Regions from separate parts of the Mus musculus genome. Here regions 2 and 3 are each linked to region 1. The links are chromatin loops, found by intact Hi-C in ENCODE. Cell type or tissue: heart. All regions are shown on one strand.

The links. Hi-C counts contacts between places; a loop is a spot of excess contacts. Peaks named below come from ENCODE experiments on the same cell type or tissue, not always from the same donor. Only the 100,000 strongest peaks of a DNase experiment are listed, where the experiment ranks them.
Region 2: a loop joins it to region 1, with 2.7 times the contacts of the local background. A loop is called at or near these places in 3 of 42 quality-filtered maps.
Region 3: a loop joins it to region 1, with 5 times the contacts of the local background. A loop is called at or near these places in 4 of 42 quality-filtered maps.

What each region holds. Positions count from the first base shown.
Region 1 is chr11:16,507,069-16,509,568 of GRCm38, reverse strand. Sec61g (SEC61, gamma subunit) reads left to right here and starts at 1,085. Exons shown (of 4, transcript NM_011343.3): 1 at 1,085-1,465. The coding sequence starts at 1,376. In heart, no CTCF peak of the experiment used is centred here; a DNase peak (open chromatin) is centred at 1,338; H3K4me3 peaks cover 1,912 bases; H3K27ac peaks cover 1,840 bases.
Region 2 is chr11:17,050,776-17,053,275 of GRCm38, reverse strand. It overlaps Cnrip1 (cannabinoid receptor interacting protein 1), which reads right to left and starts at 1,417. Exons shown (of 3, transcript NM_029861.3): 1 at 928-1,417. The coding sequence starts at 1,106. In heart, no CTCF peak of the experiment used is centred here; a DNase peak (open chromatin) is centred at 1,445; H3K4me3 peaks cover 1,445 bases; H3K27ac peaks cover 829 bases.
Region 3 is chr11:17,256,573-17,259,072 of GRCm38, reverse strand. C1d (C1D nuclear receptor co-repressor) reads right to left here and starts at 1,526. Exons shown (of 5, transcript NM_020558.4): 1 at 1,415-1,526. In heart, no CTCF peak of the experiment used is centred here; DNase peaks (open chromatin) are centred at 1,462 and 1,942; H3K4me3 peaks cover 1,996 bases; H3K27ac peaks cover 1,768 bases.

The DNA.
Region 1 (2,500 bases):
GGAGGCATTTCCTCAACTGAAGCTCCTTTCTCTGTGATTACTCCAGCTGTGTCAAGTTGACACAAAAACCCAGCCAGTAAGTAACCTAATTTGGATAATCCTTCACAGTATGCTAGAAGTTTGTCACCTATATTTAGCTGCCCTGTTTTAGTGGTTTTAAAAATCATATTTTTTTGTTTTACTCAGTTCCACTTCTCCTGAATTCTTATGGATTCTGTGTTTCTTTAAACATCATTAATATATGAATCACTCTCCTGTTTTATCTTTTTGCAGTGTTTAATCCTGGGCTTGAATGTGTATATATATATTTGTTTTGTTTTGAGACGTTTTTCATATAACCCAAGCTGTCCTTCAAATTTCTATGTAGCTAAGGGTGACCTGGAACATCTACACACCTCCTATTCTCAAGTGATAGATTTATAGATGCGTACTTATACTGAAACAACCACGAAAAACATAAGAATGTTATAATACAGTAGCTGCATTAACCCCTTTTATATCCAAAGGCCAAGTTATGCCAGATTGACAGTTGTCACTTCCCAATATATGGCTGCAAGCTGAGTTAAAAAAAGAAACTCTAATTGCTCATTTTGAATATACAAAAACAACTCCTTCAAATAGCAAAGAACTAATGTTTCAAGGTAGTGCTTCATGACACTTGCAAACCTGCTGTATCTTTTTTAGTGATTGGAAGAAAATTTTTATAGGTCTTTTAGATACTAATGGTAGAATTATGGTTTGTGCTCCATATGAAAGCAAAGTATTGTAATCTGTTTCACAGTACTTGCCCGAGGTTGCACGTGAAATGAAGTAAAAACTCTTCAAAGCCTACTGATAGAGCCAATCAAGATTATCCAAGCAACAAATCTTAACTCAGAAATGTCAAATGTATTGCACTCAGAGACTGTTAGTACCAGCAGTACATCTAATTCCTCATTGGGGACAAGAAAGTTCTAGGTAGGCGGTCTTAATTCCCTCTATATTCCCATGAATAATAAGCAGAAAGTCATTTTCCGGGAATGGAGAATAGTTTGAATTAGGTCGTTCATACTGAGATGTTTGTTTCATTTTTGATCAGTGACATTATTTGCATGCGCAGCGGGGAGACTCATAGCTGTAGCGCAGACACTCACTCACTAACTAACTAGCGACACTTCGTGGATTTACGTTGAGGCTGCTGGAGAGGCTGCTGGAGAGGCTGCGCCCGAGACCGGGAGGCGAACAATCGGGAACCAAGATCCCACACCGCCCGCCCGTTCAGCTGGAGAGACCCGAATCGCTCAGGTCGGCCTCTGCTCGGGAAGCCGGGAGAAACACACGTAGCACTGCGCCGGCGTAGTGACGTCTCTGCGTGAAGAGCCAATTGAAAGGAGGAATGGGCGGGCTGTGGGTTGCCAGCTTCCGGTTCCGTTGGGCTCGGTTCTCTCCTGAGCTACGTGTCTCTACGCTCTCAATCCGCCATCCAGTAAGTAAGGATTTTCTCATGAGTGGTAGGTAGGGGAAAGCTGGTCTAGGGTTCATGGCACAAAGGGGCCGCGGGATGGGAGGCCAGGGACACGGAGGGACCAGGGGAGGTGAAGAAACTGGAGGTACGAGCGTCCGGTGGGATGATTGGGGCCGGGATCTAAGTGGGCGCGAGATGAGCGGGCCTGGGGGTCGTGGAGATCAAAGGAACCCCCGGGGAAAGGGGCGGCGAAGGGGCCACGGGCTGGGGTCACGAGGACGTCCTTGATAAGCCTGGAGGCCAGGAGCTGGACCTGGAAGCTGCAGAACTGTGGACAAGTTGGCTGAGCCGGGTCGCTGATGGACAGGTGGACAGAGAGCCATTCATTTATGAAAAGGGCAAAATCCAGGCACAGGTTCTACCTACGTAGCCTCAGATGGAATTAGCCAGTCAAGACCTCTAAGGAGGAGGGTTTCCAAAAGTTCACGAACTCAGAGCTTAGCGTCTGGATCTAGGGTTCAGCCTTCTCCCTGAACATCCCCTGCCTGAACATCCTCACACTGTTGGTGAACTCATTGTCTCTTGTGGCTTCCAGAGCCTGATGCTTTGAACCTCTTGTGAAGTTGTGTTCAGGTGTCGAAATTTAAAGTAAAAGTGTTTGATCAGTAGTCAGCATCGAGAAGTCTTAGTGGACTCGTGCTCTCCTCTAACAGCGAGTGCAGTGGTTGGTCTAGTGGTTTTAGGGCTGTTGGATTTGAAGAACAGCTAAATGAAACACCGAGAAAACAGGCGTCCCTTTGCTTTCTGTATCAGGCTGTGAATTGATTTCTTAGTGTGTACCTTAAGTGGTTCAGCTATTTGTCCACTGTTCACGGCTTAAAACTGGGACCCAGCAGGGCTTCTATTTTCTAGCTAGAGAGTGTAATTATCATCTGACTTCTAAGACCTGGAAATGGAGTACAAATACTGTGGCTCCGTTACCAGTGGCTCTCAGAGTCGTTGTATTCTTAATAGAGTTTCAAAAGAACCTCAAAATATTCAAACCTAAACATTTAG
Region 2 (2,500 bases), 540 kb before region 1:
TCTGAAAGTTGCAGCTGCCGTGACTTTTTGACATGATGGACTCTAACATCAAAACTGAGGCAAACAAAACCTTTCTTCAGTAAGCTGATTTTGTCAGGGTATTTTATCACAGCCATAGGAAAAGAAACTAAGACCCATATGTGATCTTTTTTTTTTTTTTTTTTTTTTTTTAACTGCCACCATTCTCTTCTACAGTCTTCTTGTGAAGATGCTGTTAACCACCACAGAGATCAACACTAGGCTGACCAGGCTGACTGAAAAATTCAGCCAGGAAAGAAAGAAAAGGCACAGTGTATGAAATCCATAAAGGTGAGCCCAGCACAGGCAGTGCCCTCTAATTTGTGCCTGATGCCTCCGCTGACATTAACCCTGGAAGGGAGAACTGGAGAGCATCCTTCTGGGAACCCAGGGACCATCTGTCCACTGAGATTACTCACTCCTCAGCCTCTCTTCCCACTTCCACTTCCGTATTGTCAGCAGAAGCAGGAGAGATTGCAGGATCCAGCAGAGGAGAGACGGGATTGTGGTTCCTGAAACATTCCATGTCTTTCTACCATCGTCCCCACCCTGTCTACCTATGTTTCTCTGTTGTAGGTAGACTAAAGAGAGATTTACAAGAAATCAAAACAAAGCAAACCCTAAAATACAACAACAGCAGCAAAAGCCTCCAAACCTTGGATTCTTGTCGCAGATTTAAAGGGATTTACTGAAATGGGTGGAAGGAATCAGGAATGTAAGACTACAAGCTCAAGGAGGGGGAGTAGCTTAGGGGCAGGGCGTTCATCTCTTGCCCTCATTCCAGGTCCTGCTGAGCATTCGAGAGACTAGAAGGGCCCAGTGGAGGATAGGGATGCCCTGGAGCCTCCATGCTCCTCCCATACCCGGGATGTTATTGCCCTGCCACCACCCGGCACGCCCCACACTCACTCGACCTGCAGTGTTGTGGGCTTAATCTTCACCTCCACCTTGTAGGAGGAGCCGGTGAGCAGCTTGATTGTGCGGTTCTGGCCAAAACGCTGCCCGTCCACCTTGAAGAAAACAGGGCCGTCGTTGGGCTGGATGCGCAGCGCGATGGAAAGGCGCACGAGTCCGGGTAGGTCCCCCATAGTTGGCAACCGAGACTGGAGTGGTGGACAGTGAAGGCTGGAGAGAGCTGCTGCGGCGCTTTGGGCGGAGGGGACAAGCAGGGAGGAAGAGAGAGCGGATGGATGCAGGCCACAGCTAGGAGCGGTCGCCTCTGTCCACCCCAGATTTTGAGAAGCAGCTGTGGCCCTCCACTACACTCAGAAAAGGAGCCGGCCCAAGAGACAGCATGGAGGCAGCAGGCTGCCCCATCCCCCGCTCCCCACGCAGGGCCCTGCACGCACGCGAGGGCTCGCAGTGACTGGACTGGCAGGCTGCCCCGCAAATCAGCACTGCTGGGGGCTAGAGAGTTAATCTTGTTTACGCACCACAATCCCCTTCAGCAGGACTGACGTTTAGGCTCCTCCTAGAACAGCACCGGATGCGAGGAGGATGGGGCGGAGAGGCCCTGGGACCAAGATTAATTGCTACAACAAGGAGCTGAGACCCCAGAGTCTAGGCCCTAAGGGATGTAGATTCACTTTCTGGAGGGTTTGAGCTGAGGTTTGGTGTGAAGTGACTGAGAGGGGAAGTGGAGGCAAGTGGCAGGAAACGGGGTAGGAAACTGCTAGCTAATGATTTAAATTTCAGGAAATGAGTGCATCCTACTGAGAGCAAGGACAAATGGCCCCGAAGGCAGAGCTCATCTCACGTGGAGTGGAAATTACACTAGATTAGGTGGAGATAGAAAGACAGATGCGGTTAGGGAGAAAGGGGGAGCAGGGACAGGTTGAGAGAGTCCTATTTTCATTTTCATTATACATATCTTGGCTTAGAATTGACACTATAATCAATCATATATATATATATATACACACACACACACACAAATCTGGAAGGGTGAGTCTGACCAACTCTGTAAAAAGTAAGGTAGTCTGGTGAGTTAGGTGTAGTGACAATGTCTAAGAAGGATGAGTCAAAGAACTACTGCAGAACATTTCATATGACAGTGCAGAGTCTGCGCTTGCACGCTACATATGATTTTGAAAGGCTTTCTCATAGATGGTGGTTGACAGTTGAAGATGCCAAGCAGCAAAGGGAGACTAGGTGCATGGAAATGAGTTCCTGACGGAGAAAAATGAGTTCCTTCTTCAGCACCACACAGGTGGATAGTACCATAGGCTCCACCTCATACCTGGGAAATGCAGGATACAATTGATGCCTCCCATTGGGACAGATGCGGTTGTTTGCAACTTTGTACTTACACAGGTTAGGCTACTTTTATTTAGTTAATAAGCTATATATATATATGTATAAAAATGATTCTGAGGTATTGGTGTTTATTGTAACTGTTAGCAAAAAAATCAAAACAAAACCTAAATGGACTGCCAATCTATGAATGGTTGAAAAAAGACCCAGCAGCATAAAGAATGGTTGA
Region 3 (2,500 bases), 750 kb before region 1:
CATGAGCACAAACACATGAATAAATAGAAACATTTTAAAGTACATAAATTACAAGGACCTGTTAAGACTGGAGCCACACCAGAATCAACTTCTAATTTAATGCTTACTTCAACATGTTTTCAAAATGAAAGAAAGAAAGCAGCAAAAACTATCTTCTCAAAAATGTGGGGCTTGTTTTTACAATTACCTCTAAAGTAATAATAATACATAAGGTTGTGATGTAGACAAAATAAATATCAATAAAACTCTTAAAGCTATACTCCATTAGTAGAATGCTCAAAGTACTAGTTCATAATATTAGTTATTATTTAAGAAAGTGGAAATAACAAAGAGGTAATCCACTGTAGACTATTCAGAGCCATACATGAAGAGTCAAATGCTTGCAAACAAGTGCTACTGTTTACCCATAGAACTTTTCAAAGTTAAAAACAAGAGAAAACTGCATCCCTATAGGTACCGGAAAGCATCCACAACATCTCTGATTTGGGAATTTCACTTCTATTACTAGAAAACAACAAAAACTGTTCACACTGTCATCTTATCTTGTAACAAAACAATTCAGTCTATCAATTCCACCATCCAGAAGTAGTTTTCTAAAGTTCAATAAGGATAGCTGTCATTTATAAATAAAAACTAACGTTGATACTTAGTTCTGTCTACTCTTAGTCCAAACAGGTTAATAATTACACCACAGACATCTCACCAGGGCAAATACACCTTTTCCAAGCCAAAACTAAATTGTAGTCAACACATTTTAAGTCATTAACGCTATCTTCCAACAGAAATTTGAGCCACGATGAAATTTTCCCAGATGACACTGAAAAATTCCTCTTAATACAATCCGCTACAGCAGAAAGCTGCCGGCCCGGCCCGGTTTCCCACGCCTTTAATCCTAACACCTAAGAGAGGGAGGCTGATCTCGGAGTTCGAGGCCAGCCTGTTCTACAGATCGAGTTCCAGGACAGCCAGGGCTATACTGAGAAACTGTGTCTCGGAAAAGAAAAAGTAAAATTAAGGAAACCCTTGTTTCAAAAGGGCTAACACTGCCACCGCAAGCATTCCGACCTTGGGCGGAACAGGAAGGGCTGCACGCAAAGTTACTTTTTCCACCTTCCATTTTGTCTCCGTTTAGATTTGGAATCAGCTAGAAGCTGATGGCGTTGGGTGTTTTACTTGTCGCTTTTCAACCTCTGAAAGGCAACGTTAACAGTGGCAGCGAAATGAAGACGGTATTGACAGAGAAACTAAAGGCCAAAGCAAAGCCCGAGAGCCGCCACTGCAGGGACTACGCTAGAAGCGAGCAGTCCCGCTCGGCTCCTCCCAGTCGGCCACAGGACGGACGTGATCCCGGGGTGCGGGAAAAGAGACTGTGACGGGAGCACGACAAGCACCCGAACGCGGTTCTGCACAATACCTCAATACCGTGGACGCCTGTCTCCGGGAAATAGGTCGCACGATGATGACGCCATGACACGGCTTCTGCCTGCCGCCCGTGCGTCTCTCCCGGTCGTGCGCGTGCGCACTTCAGTCCCGAGGCTTGCCCCGCCTCTGTCCATCCAGGAGCTAAGTGCAGTGGTCTGTCTGTCTGTCTGTCTGTCTTTCTTTCTTTCTTCTGTCTGTCTGTCTGTCTTTCTTTCTTTCCTTCTTTCCTTCCTTCCTTCCTTCCTCCCTCCCTCCCTCCCCCCTCTCTCTCTTTCTCTTTTTGACACATTTTTTAATTAACTATTTATTTACATTCCAGGCGTTACCCCCCTCCCGGTCCCCCACCCAGTTCCTCACACCATTCTGCTCCCCATCATCTATCTCCCCATCCCCCATTATTGGGGCCTCAAGACCCTTGGGAATTGGACCCATCTTCTCCAACTGAAGCCAGACTAAGCAGACCTCTGCTACATAGGTCCCAGGAGGCTGGGGAATGGGTGGCACTTGGCTCAGCCCATGTATGCTGCCTGGTTGTTGGCTCAGCCTCTGGGAGCCCCCCGGGGTCCGGGTTGGTTGAGACTGCTGATCTTCCTATGGGGTCACCCTCCCCTTCAGCTCCTTCAACCCTTCCTCTAATCCAACCGTAGGGGTCTCTAACCTCAGTCCGACAATGGTTGGGTGTAAGTATCTGCCTCTTTCTCAATCAGCTGTTGGTAGAGCCTCTCAGAGTGGACAGCCATGCTAGGCAAAGAACTTAAAGGTCTCCCGCCAAGGTGGCAAGATTGGAGTCGAAGGCCCTGGCATTTTGTCTAGATTAGGCTTCTTCAAACTGAATGTTCCTTACACCTTTGTCCATTTCTTTGCTTTGATGGAAGTTGGGTCCCTCCGGACCAAACTGTGCACCTCAGATTAATCTTTGGAGGGGCTTCCCTAATATAGTGCCCGATACCTGGTTAGGTGATAGTTATGAAAAATAGTTTCAAAAATTAAATGAGGGTGTGAAGATATGAAAAGTACAAGTTCATATTTTGTGTTGTTTTTGTTTTTGAATGGGTCTCACTGTGTGATATAGCTGACC